Linked DNA regions of Homo sapiens: all the other regions are linked to region 3. The links are chromatin loops, found by intact Hi-C in ENCODE. Cell type or tissue: endothelial cell of umbilical vein. All regions are shown on one strand. Region 1 overlaps THADA (THADA armadillo repeat containing). Region 2 overlaps THADA (THADA armadillo repeat containing). Region 3 overlaps THADA (THADA armadillo repeat containing). Region 4 overlaps THADA (THADA armadillo repeat containing).

Region 1 (5,000 bases), 72 kb before region 3:
CTCATGTAATATACAGGGAGTCCTCTCTGTAATGCCATGTTCAAAATCTGTGTTGCAGGACTCTGGTGGTGGTAGGATAGTGTTAACTGCAAAGGCCCTCCGTAGGTCCTCTGTAAGTTCCACCAGAGTAGCTCCAGAAGAGGCGCATGTGTTAGTGTTACTACCTTTCCTGCCATAGTACACGCATTTAATTAAGAGTCAGTTTATTGGCCGGGTGTGGTGGTTCATGTCTGTAATCCCAGCACTTTGGGAGGCTAGGGCAGAAGGATTGCTTGAGCCCAGGAGTTCAAGAACAGCCTGGACAACATAACGAGACCCCATCTCTACAAAACAACGACAACAACAAAAATTAGCCAGGTATGGTGGTGCATGCCTGTAGTCCCAACTACTTGGGAGGCTAAGGCAGGAGGATGGTTTGGGCCCAGGAGTTTAAGGCTCTAGTGAGCTGTGATTGCACCACTGCACTCCAGACTGGGTGACAGAGTGAGACCTTGTTTCAAAAATAAATAAATTTCTGATGCTTAGAGTTTGAGAAACAAACAAGTTGAAAAAAAAAGAAAAAAGTATATTGGCTGTCTAAAGTAGAAGCCTCTCTTTTTTATTTTTCAAAAAGTGTGCTTTTGGTCACTTTTGTTGGGCTCTTACCTTCTGTGGCAAGTCAAGTAATGGGCTGTGTGAGGCTCTCAAATCAGTTTAATTCAACAAAGCATTGTTGAGCACAGGCTACCTGCTAGCCTTTGTGTTAGGAGATATAGGGATACAAAAATATAAAAGAGCTAGTCCTGGCTCCAGGGACTTCCAGGAAGTGAGAAAGACGTGTATAAATAATTTTCATCTGGTATATTAAGTATTATAACAAATGTCTGTAGTAGGTACAGCATTACGCCAGAAGAGGGGTGAGAGAGGGCTGACATCAAACTGGCCATCAAGAGTGAGCCAGAATTTTGCCAAGTGGCCAACACAGGTAGGGGAATTCCAGGCTTAGGTAACGGCATAGGCAGAGACACAGCAATATGAAACGGCACTGTAGGTTTGCAGAACCATAAGGAAGTTAGCCCTCTGGAACCTAAAGTGTAAGGCACAAGTGGCAGAGAATGGGGCTCAGGAAATATGCCCAGGCCACACAGTGAAAGCTCCTGTAAGAAACCTTTTGGTGAAGGAGCCAGCGGTGGATTTCCCAATGTGTGGATGTGTGTATCTCAATTATTGTCTCAACATTAATAGCTTTGGATAGGGATATTGATGGAGAAATTATCTTGTGTCTGAAATGCCGGTAAAGTTATTGGGAGCCTCTCATTTTTAGTCTGTTAGTCTATTCTCCCTTTTTTTAGACAGGGTCATGCTCTGTCACCCAGGTTAGAGTGCAGTGGCGCTACCACGGCTCACTGTAGCCTTGACCTCCTGGGGCTGAAGTGATCCCTCCGCCTCAGTCCCCTGAGCAGCTGGGACTACAGGCACACGCCACTATGCCTGGCTAATTTTTGTGGGGTTTTTTGGTGGAGAAGGAGTTTCAACAGATTGCCCAGGCTGGTCTCGAACTCCTGAGCTCAGGTGATCCACCTGCGTCGGCCTCCCAAAGTGCTGGGATTACAGGCATGTGAGCCACTGCACCCAACTTGTTTTCTCCATTTTATTTAGAGAGTAGGAGTTGCTTACCCATGAAGTGTTTACCCACGCCTAGTACCATTTGCCTTCTGTGTGGCTCTTAGCATCCCAAAGATACATATCACATCAGTACCCTCAGCTGTTTGCCAGGTAATAGGCCACTTCTTCCTACCTGTTATTTCTGGGGATCAAGAAGTCAGAGCTGTCCAGAAATTATCCTCTGAAACCTGCTTCTAGCCAGGACTGTCCCAAGTATCCTAACACTCTAGTTCTTAAAGTGCTGTAAGGAAGGAGTTTCTGCCCCCTTAGCTTGCTACTCCTTCATGCATCTCGTAGAAAGTCATTATCCACTGGCTTCCTGAGTCCATTACCTCTTGTTGGATGAGATGGAGGAGATGGAGCGGCAGGCCAGCCATTGAGTGGACCTTCATGTTGTGCAGTGCCTGAAGATGGCTGACAAAGCTGCCATCAGCTTCCTCTGCAGCTAAGAGGAAGGGAAGTCCTCCTGGCCTTTTAAAACCTGTCCTGTGGTCCCTATTGCTGTTTTCTAATTGGGCTTTCCATTCTCATTCCCTCTGCTCCCCACCCCACTTCTGATTTTTCTCCATGATTTTCCAGCTCTAGAAGACAAAGGAATGAATCACTGCAATTTACTGGGTTTCCACCTTCCTTGCCCAGAATGTAGGACAGCCACTTTTCTGTTTCCAGTACAGTCAACTCTCTATTATCCAAGTGTGAACTTTCCGCTTTGTGGGTGGTCTGTAAATGGTTCCTAACACCAGGCTTCCTTTTGCTCCCCAGCACACTTTTACAAGTGTTAATCAGAATGTGTTCAGAGCCTGAAATAGAGTTTGGAAGGAAAACATACTGCCAGACAGCACAATGCATTCCAAAGCTATGTATCAGTTTTTCTATATTATCCACATCATTGACAGGATAACTTTGAGGTTCCTAAATAGCAAATTATAGAACTGGGTATAAGTGATGAAGCCTCGGTGTCACATGCCTGCCCTGTCCCTGAGGTCCTCTTGTTCTGGGAGTTGTCTGTCTATACTAGTTAACTCCATGCTCAGACACACCCCCTCTCGTCCTAGCGGTCCCTTCTCAGAACAGACCCCTGTCTTTACTTTCTCACCTGCCTTTCCCATGAAGATATTACAGTGCAGAGTATTCCAAATTCAACTACTGAAGAGGCTTTTTTATGTCCCTGGTAATTTACACATGAAAGAAAAATAAATGTTCCTTTGAGTCTACTAAGGATTTTCTGTATCTTTTGAATATAAGCTATGAAAAATTAATGTTTTTGCAAAGAAAAAAATGTTGCCTTAAATTTTAACACCGACACCCTTTTCCTTCCCTAATTTATTTGATCATTAGCCTGAGTTTCTTCAGTCCCATAAGTACAAAAATGCTAGTGGATATGTATTTGTCCTTTTGTTCTCAAAGAAAGTTTTTAAAAAATTGATTGGCACTATTGGATAACCAATTCAGTCTTTAAATTTTGACTCTGAAATTGAGGGAACATAAAATGAAGACTTTTGTCCTATATTTGTGTTTTGACTTTGCAAGATTAATAGGGATTTATATGAGGTGATTAAGCAATAGCCATGGAGTTGTTGGGGAATTTTTGGTGATGAGTGGTCAGCTGGCAACATGGCTTCAGGAAAGGACTGGGCTTCTGCTCTTACAGGCTGCTTTTCATTCCAGGATGTCAAAGCCTTAATGGAAATCAGCTCATTAATCCTTCAAGTCCTTTCCTTCCTGTTTTCCTCCACTCCTCCCTTCTTGATCCAGTTTACTGTCTAAAGCAGTTTACTAACTACTGAAAGAAAACTAAACTGACCTAGACCAGAAACGAAATGAGAGTAGCCGTCTAGTAGGGATCTGCTGCTGTCCTGGAAAGGATGGCAGTGGGCATCATGAGAGAGGAATCACCCAGTCTGACACTCATGCTAATTACAAAAACTTTTTTTTTTAAGTTTTTTATTTATTTATTTATTTTTTAGTTTTAGAGATGAGGTCTGGCTGTGTTGCCTATGCTGGACTTGAACTCCTGGGCTCAAGCAGTCCTCCCACCAGAGTCTTCCAAGTAAGCTGGGATTACAGACATGAGCCCCATGCCCTGCCACCCTTGCTGCTTGCAGATTCCAGCTCAGCTGTCCCAGCTAGATCGCTTATTTACTTTGGCTAAGAGTTGTAATTAGTATTATATTAGGCTTAAACTTTTCAGAAGTGAATTTGGCTATCTAGTTTCTCCTTCTTTGGTTATAAAAGGAAAAAAATAAGTGTGTATGTGTATGTTTATATATTGCATGTGTGTTTCTTTTGGTAAACTTAGTGAACTAAATGGACTAGTCAGGGCTGGGTGCGGTGGCTCATGCCTGTAACCCTAGCACTTTGGGAGGCCAAGGTGGGTGGATCACATAAGGCCAGGAGTTTGAGACCAGCCTGGCCAACATGGTGAAACCCAATCTCTACTAAAAATACAAAAAATTAGCTGAGTGGTGGCACACGCCTGTAGTCCCAACTACTTGGGAGGCTGAGGCATGAGAATCGCTTGAACCTGGGAGGCGGAGGTTTCAGTGAGCTGAGATCATGCCACTGCATTCCAACCCGAGCAACAGAGAAAGACTCTGTCTCAAGAAAATGAATGAATGAATGCATGCATGCAGTGGATGTGATAACCAGAAATAAATATGTGCCCTACTAAAATTTTTTCACCGTTTTCCCCTTCATTGTTGTGTGCTGCTATATGCTTATCATAGAAAATTAGTCAAGTACAAAATTTGGAAGAGAGTAAAAGTCTATTCTTACCACAATCCATAAATCACTATTATTGGTTAAGAGTTGTATGTAATTCCTTCATCTTTTTTCCTATGCTTTTTTTTAACTTTGTCAAGGCTATACTGTATATGTAAGTTATAGCTTCCTTCCTTTTTTCACTCGATAGTATCATGAGAGCATTTGTTATTATTTCAAACTCTTTGTGATACAGCTACTGTGGAAAACAGTATGATATTTCCTCAAAAAATTGAAAATAGAATTACTATGTTAATCCAACAATTCCACTTTTGAATACATACCCAACAGACTTGAGAGTGGGGTCTCAAAGAGGTTTCCATAGCAGCATTATGCACAATAGCTAAAACATGGAAACAGCTCAGGTGTCCATTGATGAATGATGAATGGATAAACAAAATGTGGTATATACATACACCAGAATATTACTTAGCCTGGAAAAGGAAGGAAATTCCAACATATGCCACAACATGGATGAATCTTGGAGAAATTATGCTAAGCGAAATAAGCCAATCACAAAAAGACAAATACTATATGATTCTGCTAATACAAAGTACATAGAGTAGTCAAGACCTAGAGACAGAAAGTAGAATAGT
Region 2 (5,000 bases), 56 kb before region 3:
AGATAAGAGAACTACCCCAGATGGGCTGGGATGAGCCTGCCAGCTGCACCTGTTTGATTTTTTGGAATTCCTTCTCTTTCACCAGCTCAAACCCCTCCAATGCCTCTAGAGCCTTCCTCCATGACAATCATGACAATCAAATCAATCCTCTGTTTTTATGTGTATTTTTTTCTCCACATATACCCCTCCCCCAACAAGATCATAAGCTCTGCAAAGCCATAACCTTTTCCTCTCCCTCCCCTTCCCACCCCATGTAGGATATCCCCCGTACTGCTCAGTAAATGTTTCTGTATTAATAAAGTTAAGCCATGTGTCTTAGAGACCTTAACAGACAGTAGCAACCTAAAGCCAAAACAGCAGTTTCCAGCCCTCTGAAGATGGCAGTGAATTCTGGTAGAGCTTGGTAAGTCCAAAGTGAATTCCCTCTCTCTTCCAGGAAGCCCACCAAGGCTTCACAATATTGAGTGGGGACCCCAGCTGTCCAGTGTGACTTGAGCTTATGGGATCCCACTGGGGTCTTCATTCTTTGGAACTTTTAGAGCTCTGAAAGACTACTTCTGTTTCGGGCCCCTGTTGACTCATCCCATATCATTTCCTGCTAATCCCACTGGCCATCTTTCTAGTCTTGGCAGTTCACATCATTGTAACAGCTGTCCATGGACCAGACACTGCCTCTCCTTATATTTGATTATATCTTGTAGATAGGAGTTAGGAGGTACTTCTTTGATGGAGGCCACATTAAGCCATGTAAATGTGGAAACATAAATTAAATAAAAATAACCCACCTCTGCCATTCCAATTCCCGCCCCCCATACCATTGTCCCTTTTAGCACTTGTTATTCTCTAAACATGTCATGTCCCCAAGTCTTTGGACATGCTACTTCCTCTGTTGTGGTCACTTTGCCCAGGTCTACCTCCTCCCCATTCTCCAACTCTCTGCCAAGGCCCTTCCTGACTCACCCAGACAAACAGTTACTCTGTTAATCCCTCCTTTTGGGGCACCCATCATACTCTAGCATGACTGGTTGTGTGTTTTCCCAACTACACTAGTGGCTTTCAAGTGTTTTTTTTTTTTTTTTTTTGACAGACATTGACAACAAGAAACAGCTTTTACATATGACCTAATGCATATGTTTGTGTGTATATACTGTGCACACACACATGAAATCATGCACAGTCGGAAATTTTAGTAGCTGCGTAAGATATAAATTGCCAAAAATGCAACAGAGAGGGAATTTGCTCAAGATAGAGCATATTTAATTTCAGGAATGTGTGCTTTCAAGATATCCACTGCCATTTTGGATACAAAGCATAACCCTATTGATGCCATTCAGTATAATGTAGGGTAGCTTATTACCTGGAAAAGAAAAAGAAAAAAGCTAGACCAGTCAATTATTTTACTTAAACTTGTTGCATTTTAATGGTTATTTAAATCTTAAAGATAACTTATTAAAAATTATTCTTAGCAAGGACTTAATGGAAAGCTGATACATAACAAAAACCTTAGTGAAACAATCCCTTGGGAAATCTCTGAACTTCTTTAAATCTCCTGCCCTCTGTCCTTACTACACTACTTTGATACACTCTGATTATATTTTCCTCCTTTCTCCCTCTGTCTTCCTCCTAGCTCCTTTTCTCCCTTCTTCTTCTGCCCCCATCTCTCTCCTCTTCCCTTCCTCCCTCCTTCCCTTCCTTCCTTTCTTCTTCCTTCTTTCTTTCCTTCCTTTATTGCTGGTCACTACCCACTAGTTGATTTCATAACCTAACATACATTTGGAAAAACACTATTCAGGACTCTAAGTTCCTTGAGGGCAGTGACTGTGTCACTGAATCACTTCATCTTCCTATTTCCAAACCCACCACTATTCCTGGCTCTCAGTAGCCTCTTAATAAATGTTTCCTGAATGAATAGGCCTCAGTTAAAAACAAAACAAAACCAAAAAAAAAAACCTGCAGCCACTGGGATTCCGGAAGGGACAGGAAAAGTGAATAATTTATCACAGACTTCCCCAAGACTTCTGCTGTCCTCTAGACACTGGGGCTTTTGTGGACGTGTCTGGGAAGCCCTGCCCTCTGCCTGCCTTGTGCCTCTCCCAACTTCCAGGAGAGAGGGCAGGAGATTTAAAGAAGTTCAGAGATTTCCCAAGGCAAAAACATATTAATCAAGTTCTTAAGTGGATATTTAAAAGGACAAATGGTAAAAAAGAGTGGAAGAAAACAGGATTCTTAACAGGGCCTTCGTTTCATCTTCTGTATGTCAACTTCGTCCGCATAGTGCTGGATTCCTTCTCCTCCTTCGAAAGCCACTAGTAATGCTGCTTTTCAGTGCATCTGCTACATGCTGATCACTTCTGATTTTTTTTGAGCACTATAAATCTTCATTATGCTGTGCTCCATGCCAGGATTTTTCCATTTGGGGGTAGAAAAATTCCCCAAGCCCACCAAAACCCTGTGGCTTAGTTTCCTGTCCAGCTGGCGTGCTGCTCTTCGGGATTTTGTTCCCATCATCAAAGTGGCTTGACAGACTGAGAACAAACCTCTGGCTCACCCTGAACTTACAGTGCACCATTTCCAAGTCAGAACAAACACCAAGTAATAGCAAGAGAAAAAGAATGAAAAAAATTATTTTCCTGACTTAGAAGCCAGTTCAGAGTGAAGCCCAACTCTGTGACTCCAGACAGGGATGTTATAAGGCCTTGGCTGTCCTCAAGGGTGGAGTCATGAACAGTGGGCTCCGGGCTGGAATTTCACTCAGAGTCATCTCAAAGGAGAAGCCATGGATGGACTCCTTTGTGGCCCCAAATCTTCTGTTTCCTGGAATCCAAAGCAGCAGCATTTGAGGGAGCCTCCCATGATCTTGTTGACTACATCACACTTGGCCCCAAGCCTCACAGTTGTGGGAGCAGTCAGTGATTCCTGAAGTGTCCCAGGAGGCCAGTAAGGTCACCAGCCTGTACCGGGTCTAGGGAAGATGCAGAACACTTCAGCCTGGCAGAAGGCTCTAAAGATCGTCAACCTTTCCTCTGTTCATTTTGAAATTTTTAAAAATATGCTAACTTAGCTGAAAATCTCATGGAAACCAGGCTCCTCATCAGACTTGAAAGTCAAACCGGTTTCTCAACAACTTCTCTTTATGGTTCTGTATGGCTCCACAGAAAACCAGAAAAACATTTGGGGCAAGAAGCTATGACTCTGTGAGGCCACATGGGAGCAGGCAGTCAATTATTACACTAAGGAACACCCAGTTAGCATGAAGTATCCCATCACTTAAAAGCCTGACCAGCCTTCCTCTTGTTTCCACCTTATCAACGCATTCTCTTATCTTCCCAAGCTGCCGCTCCTTGGAACTGGAGAAGCCAAATGAATTCCCTCTCACATCTCTTACCCTCTTTCCAAATGCCCTTCCTTATCAACTTTGTCTCTAAATTCTTCCCATCTTACATGGCCCGGTTGGAAGTATAACTTCATTTCTCCAGTCCACCCTGGTGGGTTGGTGGGTTGGTTGGTTGGTTGGTTGGTTTTTTGGGTTAACTCCTTACATCCTATTCTGAAGTTTGTCTTTGTTTTTGTCTCCAAAACTAGTCAAAATTCTCAGGTCAGTAGCCGTCTCCTGTGCATGTCCTCCCTGCACCTAGCTCAAGGCTGGATGCACAGGAGACATCCTATCTGCTTTCTCAGGCCACTGGCTTTCCTCCCTGAATGGCTCTTGCTTTAGCAGGGGGCAGTCTCAACTAGTAGAAATTTTACCATTGGGAATGATATCAATGAAGTTTTTATAGACTGTGGGCTTTCCATAGTGGATGGAAGAGTAACAGCAGAAAGTTACGATTGAGAGTCCCAGGGTAAACTAGAGACAAAAGATAGGGGCAGGGTTAAAAAGTAGAACCCCAGGCTAGACAATATAACAAGACCCCATCTCTACAAAAATAATTTTAAAAATTAGCTGGATGTGGTGGCATGCACCTGTAGTCCCAGGTATTTGGGAGGCTGAGGTGGGAGGATTGCTTGAGCCCAGGAGGTTGAGGCTACAGTGAGCCATGATCATGCCACTGCACTTCAGCCTGAGCAACAGAGAAAGACCCTGTCTCAGAACAAAACAAAACAAAAAAGAAAGAAAAGAAAATGAGGCAAATCTCTATGTTCTTAATAGAATGGTATCCAAAACATATTAGTGAAAAGGAGTGATGATCAGAACCGAGTATATAGTAAGCCATCATTTGTATAAACAAGTGGGTAGCAGATAGATGCTTATAAAAGAATAGAGCCTGGCGCGGTGGCTCACGCCTGTAATCCCAGCACTTTGGGAGGCCGAGGCAGGTGGATCACGAGGTCAGGAGATCGAAACCATCCTGGCTAACACGGTGAAACCCCGTCTCTAATAAAACATACAAAAAATTAGCCGGGCGTGGCGGCGGGCGCCTGTAGTCCCAGCTACTCCGGAGGCTGAGGCAGGAGAATGGCATGAACCCGGCAGGTGGGGCTTGCAGTGAGCCAAGATCGCACCACTGCACTCCAGCCTGGGTGACAGAGAGAGACTCCGTCTCAAAAAAAAAAAAAAAAAAAAAAAAAAAAAGAATAGAATGTGCTTGGAAGGATATGCTAGAAAGTAGTAATAGCGGTTGCCTCGAGAACAGTATATGGGCAGGGGGTAGGGTTGTGGAAAAGGGATTTCATTTTCATTGCGTGTCCTTTTGTGCTTTTTCAATTATTTTTGCATGTGTTACCTATTTATTTATTTATTTTTGAGACAGAGTCTCACTCTGTCACCCAGGCTGGCATGCAGTGGCATGATCTCAGCTCACTGCAACCTCTGCCTTCCAGGTTCAAGTGATTTTCCTGCCTCAGTTTCCTGAGTAGCTGGGAATACAGGCGCCCGCCACCCTGCCCGGCTCATTTTTGTGTTTTTAGTAGAGATGGGGTTTCACCATGTTGGCCATGCTGATCTCGATCTCCTGACCTCAGGTGATCCACCCACCTCAGCCTCCCAAAGTGCTGGGATT
Region 3 (5,000 bases):
ACTGTTTGATGATCAATTGAATGAATGAATTGAGGAATGTATCTATCAAAGTAGTTAAACCCAGTAAGAAGCTTAGTGTTTTTCAGATCTACCTGGTGGGGGAGCTGTTTGGATTTTATGTTATGAAATTGCCCTGAGGTCACAGCATTTTCTTATTATGGCAGATTAAATCGCCTGCCTTAGTCCTGACTTCTTCCTAGAGACATTAATTCAAACAGCTGATGAGGAACTGATGAAGCATCTACTAAGACTGGCCACTGTAGAAAATCCTGGACTAACTCTGTGTCTCCCTTGTCACTCCATACTGGATCATGCAGGATGGAATTTCTTGAGCAAGAGTTTCATCCATAGGGACCCACATGCCTAGCACAGGGCCGGCCCTGGGAAGTGCCCAGCAGGTGGATACTTGTCAGTTGCTTATCAGGTCCCAGGTGAGAGACCAGAGCCAAGGCTACATGAATCGATCTGGAAGGCCTAGGGGAGGTGGCCCCTTCCTCCCAGAGCCCCGTCTGCTCTTTCCCACTCTGAGCAGGCCAGTGGGGGGACAGGGGAAGGAGAACCTCATCACCTCCCTCTTGATGCTCCTGTTTCATTTTATCCCCTTTGATCCTCACAACACTGTGAGATACTTTATTATTTCCTCCATTTTATTTATATTTTTATGTTTTTAAAGGTGGGGTCTCATGGCATCACTCTGGCTGGAGTACTGGTGGCTGTTCACAGGCACACTTGTAGCTCACTGCAGTCTTGAACTCCTGGGCTCAAGGGATCCTCCCACCTCAGCCTCCTGAGTAGCTGGGATTATAGGGACCTACTATACTTCCTCCATTTTAAATGTGAATATGCAGAAGTTCAGAGAGTTGAAGGAATGGGCCCAACGTCCCAAGGCAGATAAGTGTCAGAGCCAGAGTTGGAGCTCCGGCCCCTGTGGTGACAGAGGCCTTGCACTCTCAGATCCTCTCTGAGACAGGGAAAGGAGTCCAAACCTGGCATCTAGTTTAGAACCCAGGAGTTAAGAGAAAGGGGTGCATTGAAGGTCTTCTAAACTCACTGTTGTGTTTGAAAGAAGACACTGGAGTCAGAGTGTAAGAAAATGGGTTGGGGACCAGAGCTGAGATACCAGAGTGTGCCCTGGGGAAAGGGAATAGAGGGCAGATGCAGCAAGAGGCGGCAGGTGGTCCTCTGTCAAGGCTGCTGCTGTTCCTGTTCTCCAGTGCCCCTCCTAAAGGGAGGGAATCCCAGGACTCGAGGGTTTTAGAGCCTCTGACTTACAGATGTGGAAACTGAAGCCCAAGAAAGGTAAATGATTTCCCCAGTGTCACATAATGAGTAGAAAAACGAGGTCTACAACACCCACTCCTGAGGCCCAGGACAGTACCTCTCTACTGTCCCCCAAGCCTTGATTTATACAGAGGAAATGACAGAAATGTAGGGATGCCCCCTGAGAATAATCCAGACTCGGGTAGAGAGGAGCTGGCAGGGGTGAGATGGGGTGGTGTGGGGTAAGGGCAGAGAAGATGGAACACTGCCTTGAGAAGAGGGCTTGGAGGAACTCCAGCAACACTGGGGTGGGAAGAACTAAGTGTTCTGTGAAACCAGCCATCTCTCAGCAGTCAGCAATCAAACCACACCCTGAGTCAGCCCGGGATTCCACTGCCTTGGTCTCTCTGGGCCTCTCTCCGTAGCTGGCTGTGTGTTCTTCAGTATTGTCAGTGGGGCTGCAGGGGAGGAAACAGAAGAGGCTAGGAATTGTGGTCCTAACCCACTGTGAACCAGTGGAGGGTGAGGGGAAATGCTTTTGAAGGAAGATAGTTATGTGGGAGCCAGTTATCTGTTTTCTTATTTATTCCTTCAAAATAAAGAGATTTGATCAAGGTAGGCCCCCATTCCTGCCAGCTGCAGTGGGTGGGCACGGTGGAGCTCCGGTTGCCGCATTCCAAGTTGCGTGTGCCATCAGTTGCTGTTCCAGAGAGCCTGGGCCCCCTGACGTTCACCTGCATCTCAGCGAGTGCGTCACTGGCAGCGGCTCCCATGATGTGCAAAAGCAGGTGCAAACTAATGCTCCCGTCTTCGATCTGCTGGCCAGTTATGAGTGCCAGTGAGTACCCTGGCTGGGCCTGGTTGCTGGGGTGATGGGATTGTTACCATGGCCTCCCAGTGACTAATCCCCAGAGAGACAACAACAGGCTCCTTTCGAGGAAATGAGGGTCATTTTTGCATCATTTTGCCCTGACTCTTGCTGCTTCTGAAAGCCGAGCTCTCTGGCCAAGGCGACTGACCCCTGTGGGTGATGATAAGCCCTCAGTCTGAGGCTTAGGCCATCTGGTGCTGACGCGGCTGCAGGGTGTTGTCTTCCCTGTTAGTCAGGGCAAGCCTGGTGCCTGGTGATCTTCCTTCTCCAGCTCGTGGCCTCGGCTCTCCTCTTCTGTGCTTTCCTTTTCCTCAGGAACTTTCGCTTTCCTCAGCAAGGCCATATCACAATGCAGGATTTCTCTTCACTGTGGTGAGCAGGCTTCCTTTTTGAACCTAAGCCAGTTTCAGGTGTTAGGGTCACTACTCTGTCAGGGGTGGCAAGATGGGCCCCCCCACCTTTCTCGTTCGTCCCTGGTTCAGTGAGGATGACTCCTCCAGCCCCAGCTTCAGGCCTGACTCTATTGGGAGCATCCCTCCTGAGCACCCCAGCCAGCACTGGCACCTGCCCTTTGCCCTCCTGAGTTCACTCAGCCACAGACTTCTTCCATCCCAACAGCCAGATGAAGGTCAGACCCAGGCTGTCATGACAGTGCTGCCCGAGAAGTTCTGCAGGGCAGGGGTGGGGCCCAGGAGAGGCCTCTTCACTGGCCACGGTGGCGACCCCTCCCTCACCATCCTGCTGTTATCCAAGGAGGCGTAAAGGGTGACATCAGAGACCTGGGAAGCCCTCATCCTACCCACCAAACTCCAATTCTGTTCTCAAATCTCCCAGAAGATGCTTGGTGGATTGTGAAAGCCTGGGCTTCCTTGTTTTTGCTGCTCTATTTTGACTACAGCAGTCCCCATGGCAAGACCTCTCATGGGCAGAAGAGCAGAATGGAGAGTGGCTCTGGTGGTGGCGGGCCAGTACAGGGAGGGTTTTTCTCTGCACACGTGGGGCAGGGTGTGTACATTGAGATAGAATGGCATGTTGGGAATCTGTGCACCTTTCAGAGTGTCTGTTTGTAAAGAGTACACAGCCCCAGTTTGGATGTGAATGTCTGTATGAGCGTTAGGAGGAGAATGGGATTCAAGAGATGTGCTCTGACCTGTTCACTGATGCATCATGATGAGCTAAAAGTAAGAAATCCCTCCCTGAATGTCAAAATGGCCAGGAAATCGTTGCTGTATTTCAGTAATTGGGTTTGTCAGAAGTGAATTTCTTGTGAGGCTGATCTACAGGAGCAGAGGCAGAGAACAGCAGGTGGGAATCAAAAACAAAGAATTGGCCTTGACGGCAACTTGTCTTCTCCCTCTCTGCCTCCTCTTCCCTTGTTCCTTTCCCCCTCTCCTGCTTCCTCACCTCCAGCTGAAGTACTGAAGTTACTGGAGTACAACCAGGGCTGTCAGCTTGGGGTGTATCTTGAAATGGACTTTCTGAAGTATTTTCTGGGGTTTCAAGCATGAAACAGCTGGTGTTTTAGTCGGGGTATAGATTTGGCATCTGTAAGAGAAGTTAATAGTGGCTTAAACAAGTCAGTAGCTTATTTTTTCCTCACACAGAGCACTCAGTAGACTAGTGTGATGGTCCGTATGATTAGGGGCGCACACCTTCTTTCTTGGTGCTCTGACATTTTCAAGACACACCATCCCTCACATGGCCCCAGATGGCAGTGCCAGCTCCCACTGCCATGTCCACAATCTGGTGAGCCGGAAGGCAGGAGGGAAGGGCCAGCCTGGAAGTCACATGCACCACTTCCATGGATCTTATCAGCCAGGCCCTCGTCATCTGCCACAGATCTCAGCCAAAGAGGCTCAGAAATCGTGTGTTGAGCTAAATGGACACACGCTTAGCTAAAAAGCCCATTTCTGTGTAAGGGGGAAAGACTGGGTTTTGGGAGATAGGAACTTCACTTCTCGCAATCTGCCATCTTCTTATTTTTACCAGGTCCTAATCACTGAGGTTCTGGCAAGTGCCAGCTGCATGGGCACTAACATCTGGGGACACAGGGATGAATTAGATAGAGCATCTGCTTCTAAACTGTTGGGAGTCCACCCTCTCAGGTGGTAGGCCACCTAAAATCAACAGACCTTCCTTTACATGTATCCAAATCATTTTTTCTGTTAGCAACTTACATGGCTAATTTTATAAGAAAAGGAAGTAACCATTAATAATAAGAATTTTGTTCTAAACATTCTCACTAACTTGGTAAGTTTGTTTGCTGATCCCTGTATCATCTCTTAGGACCACACACATCACCCAAAATGCAGACACTTCATTAGGAAGCAAGCCCACAAGCTTTGCAGTTGCATTACCCAGAGCAAGAATTTACTAGAAAGATAGCTTTTTAATTGAAGGGGACTGGGAAGGAAGAAAACACTTAGTAGAGACCAAAAAAAAGGAGCAATGGCGGGAGGGAGGGAGCCACACTTAGAAGGGAGCAGGAATGGGGAAGTGGAGAGGGGAGGCTCAAGTTTGGCACCCTGCCTGTTCCACCACTGTGCTTATGCGTGGCATGTCCTCCTTGTGCCAGTCAACCTGGTTAAGTGTCGCGATTCTACCCAGCCCCATGCCCTCCTTTCCCACAAAGCCTTTCCAGTCTTTGTGTCTCTCCTTGAGTCAGACCCACACTGTTTAGCTCTTACATTGCTCATTCTTTAGGAGACTCCTCCTTTCACCCACACTAAGCTTTTTAAGGGCTGAGGCCTCCATCACAGCAGAGTGGATCATGTTGTTTTTTGTTTTTTGTTTTTGAGAGGGAGTCTCACTTTGTCGCCCAGGCTGGAGTGCAGTGGCGCTATCTTGGCTTACTGCAAGCTCTGCCTCC
Region 4 (5,000 bases), 190 kb before region 3:
TTAAAAAGCATATTACATGTCAGAATCATTTCATAAATTAAAGGACATTTTCACATACATAACCACATATATACATCCCCCTTTAGGAATCTCAAATTAATATTAGATATTTAAATAGAATACCTTAGCTTTATGCAGAATTTACGGCATTGCACTGTGGGGTTTTTTGTTGTTGTTTTGGTTGTTTTCATTTTCTTCATGAATGGGCACTGGCATGTGGTCTGATATTTGTAAACCGGAGATGTAGGCTAGGATGAAAATGTTGGTGATCAGAATTAGGATAGTGACAGTAGGGGTTGAAAAAAGTGAATAGAATTGAGAGATAGGCGGTCGAATCAGCAGAACTTGGTGATTTCAAAGTACTTGCAGATCTCTTATCTCATTTGATCCTAATGGTAACCATGTGAGGAAGTTAATTTGGTTAGGTATAGTTATCCCCATTTAATAGATGAGGAAACTGAGGCTCAGAAGTTAGGTGACTTCCCCAAGTTACATATCTGATGAATAGCACAATGAAATCATCATTCAGGTGGCATTGGACTCTTGGTATATGGCACCTTCACCCCTTTTTGCTTTTGCTCACATTTCAGGGAAGAAAGGAAAAGGAATCCTGGGCTCCCTGTGAGTCATATCTTTTAGGTCAAAACATACGACGCAGACTGTCCTTAGAATAAAATAATATTTTAGTGATGACTCTTTGATTTATCTTATCTTGCAACATCATCCATTACCAATCCATGAACTTGAGTAACCCTATTTAAATTAGGCCAGAGGAGATGAAGGCTTCTTTGGCAGTATTTTCATGTTATCCTGTGCTACCCTTTTTCCTTTCCATAAATAAGCCTTGGCCATTCTATTTATGGTTGTGTTTGTTTTGTTTTGTTTTGTTTTTTGTCGAGAGGTAGAGGACAGTGAGACTGTGTGTGTATGTAAGGATATCCCCTATCACCTGGGATTTTTTTTTTCCTTTCTCATCCTCAGTGTATGTGCAGATTAGTTTGGTGCTATGTAGATTCCAGAAAGAATGGAATAGACTTTATAATGGAGTACTCCTTGTTGAAGGGCAAAGACAGGAAGTGGAAGTGAATAAAAAGAATGAAATTGGACTTAAAGGAGAAAAAAGTGAAGCAAAAACAATTTGAATTGGACAAAAGAAAAAAGTGTTAGAAAATATTTGTGGGCGGTTCCCTATAACTGAATTTTAAATAACATTTTTGGTGTATAGTCATAAAATCCTCTGACCTATGAAACACCAGTTTAATGGAATTAATTAAAAATAAGATGGAATGCCAGAATTTACATATGAAAACTATCAGTAACTGTTCCTTCAATTCATTGTTTTTATTTAGTCTTTGTATCAGTCATTTTTCTAGGCTCCTTGTTTCCTGGCAAATTTGAAGGTGTTTTTGGAAAACTGTTAAGATTGACTTTAAATTATTTTAGTAGAGACTCAACTACTAGTAAGTCTGTTGTAATTACAAATAATTATGAGAAATACGGTTTCCTTTTCCAAGAAGCAAATAAACTTGTTATTGAAGCATCTGCACCTCTTTGTGTATATGTTCACAGAAGTGTCTACTTTTACTACTAGAATGGGCACATCAAAACCAAATATTGGTATCTTATTATGTGTGAGTAGGAGAGTGAGAGTAGCATTGTGTATACCGCCATTTTCATCTCCTTTAATCACCTCACTCACTGTGCATGTGTGTGTGTGTGTGTGTGTGTGTGTGTGTGTGTGTGTGTGTGTGTGTGTAGATATCCTAAATACGTTTTTTCTACCGATGTGGAACATTCTATCCCACTTCATAGCTGTCTTCCTGGCCTTTGGCACGTGTGTGCACACACACACACGTATATAAAATTTAGTGTTTGATTCCTTCAAAGTATAGGTGTTAATGTATTCAGAATGCTGTGTAAAATTTTTTATGCCAGACCTAAATTTTATTCATGCTTTCAATGCCTGTACTTTGTGTATTTTTAAAAGCTATTTGCATTGTAAGTTTGAAAGTGAGTTATGTTCTCTGGTGTACTCTTAGTATCTTAGTATCTTGAGTGTGTTGAACTTAATTGTAATTTATACTAATTTCCTCTCTATTCCTTTCATCTCATCTTTAAAGTGCTGAGGGAAAGGAAGAGGACTTGGTGGCAAGAGCCAAGACAAAAGAACAATGTGTGTGTAATTTGTTCAGAAGGTACAAAGTTAGATTTGTGATTTGTTGATGCATTATCTCATTTCTCAAGTAATTCCACTAAGTAGGCACTATTATTCCCATTTTATAGAAAACAAAATGTAGTGACAGAGCGAGACTCTGCTTAAAAAAAAAAAGAAAAGAAAAGAAAATGTAAAATTATTTAGCAAGGTTGAATGAATCACCCAAGGTTACACTGCCACTGTGTGGTATTCCTCTGGTCAGGCTGGTTCTAGACCTTTGCTCTTTCTCTACTTTGCATTTCCTCATTCCCACCCCACCACAGAATAAATAATCTGTGGAACATGGTTTCACATTCTATTCCATGATGTAGTAGCAGCCTTTTCTAAAATGAAATGCTGTGCATATTATTATTTTTTAATTGCCATTGGAAGTAGGCTGAATGTAGTCAGATAAATAGTATTTGAACTGCCTTAGTTTATGTGGAATATTACCTTTGTCTGAATGCATGACTTTTTTTAAACTTTTAATGTGATTTTATAATTTAGATGAGTATTTGCCTTAACAATGATGAGTTTTGCACATTTTTAAGACTACTTGGAGGTATTTATATACCTCAAATATTTACTAGGAAGTATCTTTGCAAGGTTAGGTAAAACATTTTACCAAATGAGTTTCAATGAGTCTCTGTTGGGAAAGGTTAAATAGCACTGTAGCGTAGTCTTTTGGCAATCGAGCAGTTCGTCTGCACAAATAACAGTGAATATAATTGATGGTCTTAGTAATAAGGTCATAAAGTCAAAAAGAGCTACCACAGTGTGGTCAACGTTTTGACCATAAGGAACAGAATGTAAAAGTTGGTTAGCTGGAAGGATTTCCTGCCTCCTTAGTAACTATTGTGTCTCTGTTTCCTTAGTCATAGCTGAATTGAGAAGAAGAGAAAAATCTTTTAATTCTGCATTTAGAATTGATGTTTTTCAGATTTACATAGTGGAAAGCGTGTTTGGATGAGTATAAGCCAGAACCTAACCTATCCTTTGCATAAATGCCTTTCTGCAATACTGCTTATTCAGGATAGGCTTCTCTTGTGTCTTCTTGTTAGCCTGCTCTCTAACCCTTGTTTTACACATTATAGCATTTAATATGCTCCTGTTTTTAACTGACAGAATTACTCTTTGCATTGTTGTGTGTGTTTGTGTGTGTGTGTGTGTGTGTGTGAGAGAGAGAGAGAGCGAGAGCACGTGCTTATGCAAGAGAGAAAGTGTGTTTGTATGACGGACAGAAGTACTACAGGCATACCAAGAAACAGCTGCCACCTAAAATTTATAATCAACAATAGAAAGAAAAATAGAGATTTTTTAAAAACGGGAATTCCGTAGAAGCAGGTATACTGTAATATAGGGAACAGATGGAAAAAAAGTAAGTTACACTCTCAGGGAGGTGAGATGAAATTAAGAGCAATCTGTGAATAAGAAGGAGCTTTAGAAAATTAAAAAATATGATAGCCCAAGTAAAAATTTCAGTACATACTAGGGAAGACAGTAAAAGGACACTGCCAGAGATTGACCTAGAGAGAGGGAGATGGAACATGGGAGAGAAAAAATAAGATTAGAGGATTATCAGGCAGTTGAACATTCAACTTACAGAAGTTCAGAAAGGAGAGCAGAGCAAAGTGAGGGCAGAAAATTATCAAGTAGCTTAAGAACATGTAGAACTAAAGAACATGAGTCCTAGTACAGTGAATGAAAAATGATTCACCCCAAGACTCGTCATTTCCAAAATTTTGTGAAGTGAGAGAAAAAAAAAACAGCTCATATACAGAGAATTAGGAATCAAAATGACAGTGGACTTAGAAGTTAATGGAGCATTGCCTTCAAAATTCTGAGGGCATATGATTTGCTTCTTATTCGTATTTAACTTAACTGTTAATCACACTTGGAGCTAAAATAGAGTGTACTTTTATTTTAAAAGTTTTCTTTTAAATTAAGGACAAGGAAAATATCTTTCTCTTTCTTTCCAGGACATACATGAATACAGCACCTAAGTATTTTTTAAAAGTTAGTTGCCAAACAATATTGTTTAACATAACCATGTATGTGTAATTTAGTGTGTGTGTGTGTGTGTGTGTGTGTGTTTAGACAGGGTCTCCTTCTGTCACTGAAGCTGGGGTGCAGTGTTGTGATCTTGGCTCACTGCAGCCTCGACCTCTTGGGCTCAAGAGATGTTCCCACCTCAGCCATCCAAGTAGCTGGGACTACAGGCTCACACCAACACACCTGGCTGATTTTTGTATTTTTTTGTAGAGATGGGTTTTCACCATGTTGCCCAGGCTGGTCTTGAACTCTTGGACTCAAGCAATTCTCCCACCTCAGCCTCCCAAAGTGTTGGGATTACAGGCATGAGCCACTGAACCTGGCTAATTTAATGTTTTTATATGTGCATAGAAAAGGTCTAGAATGGACAAAGTGGAATTTCTCCTTCTACTTACTTATTTGTATATTGCTTGTTTGTTTTAATGAGTGCATATTAATTGCAATTAATAGAATATAACTAAAGGGAAGAAAAGAGACTTGATTTATTTCTTCATTTATTTAAAAGAAAAAAGTTGGCAGGCCAAGGCAGGAGGATTGTTTGAGGCCAGAAGTTTGAGACCAGTTTGGGCAATATAGCGAGACCCTGTCTCTATAATAATTAGCCAAGCATGGTAGTGCATGCCTGTAGTCCTAGCTACTTGGAAGGTTGAGCCAGAAGGATCACTTGAGCCCGGTGAGCCATGACTGCTTTACTGCACTCCAGCCTGGGTGACAGAGCAAGACACTGTCTCTTAAAAACAAAATGTAGAAAGTG

The links. Peaks named below come from ENCODE experiments on the same cell type or tissue, not always from the same donor. Only the 100,000 strongest peaks of a DNase experiment are listed, where the experiment ranks them.
Region 1: it touches region 3 in a loop (4-fold over the local background); 16 of 110 quality-filtered maps call a loop at or near these places.
Region 2: it touches region 3 in a loop (4-fold over the local background); 14 of 110 quality-filtered maps call a loop at or near these places.
Region 4: it touches region 3 in a loop (6-fold over the local background); 4 of 110 quality-filtered maps call a loop at or near these places.

Annotation. Positions count from the first base shown.
Region 1 is chr2:43,338,544-43,343,543 of GRCh38, reverse strand. All of the region lies in intron 30 of THADA (THADA armadillo repeat containing), which reads left to right. Among named protein-coding and RNA genes, the nearest start is that of LINC01126, 110 kb to the right of the region's middle. In endothelial cell of umbilical vein, no CTCF peak of the experiment used is centred here; DNase peaks (open chromatin) are centred at 2,373 and 3,273; H3K27ac peaks cover 1,799 bases.
Region 2 is chr2:43,322,248-43,327,247 of GRCh38, reverse strand. The region is part of intron 30 of THADA (THADA armadillo repeat containing); the gene reads left to right. Among named protein-coding and RNA genes, the nearest start is that of LINC01126, 98 kb to the right of the region's middle. In endothelial cell of umbilical vein, no CTCF peak of the experiment used is centred here; a DNase peak (open chromatin) is centred at 1,947; H3K27ac peaks cover 259 bases.
Region 3 is chr2:43,266,529-43,271,528 of GRCh38, reverse strand. All of the region lies in intron 36 of THADA (THADA armadillo repeat containing), which reads left to right. Among named protein-coding and RNA genes, the nearest start is that of LINC01126, 42 kb to the right of the region's middle. In endothelial cell of umbilical vein, a CTCF peak has its summit at 2,301; a DNase peak (open chromatin) is centred at 2,178; H3K27ac peaks cover 2,237 bases.
Region 4 is chr2:43,453,890-43,458,889 of GRCh38, reverse strand. The region is part of intron 26 of THADA (THADA armadillo repeat containing); the gene reads left to right. Among named protein-coding and RNA genes, the nearest start is that of THADA, 140 kb to the left of the region's middle. In endothelial cell of umbilical vein, no CTCF peak of the experiment used is centred here; DNase peaks (open chromatin) are centred at 2,429 and 2,999; H3K27ac peaks cover 4,255 bases.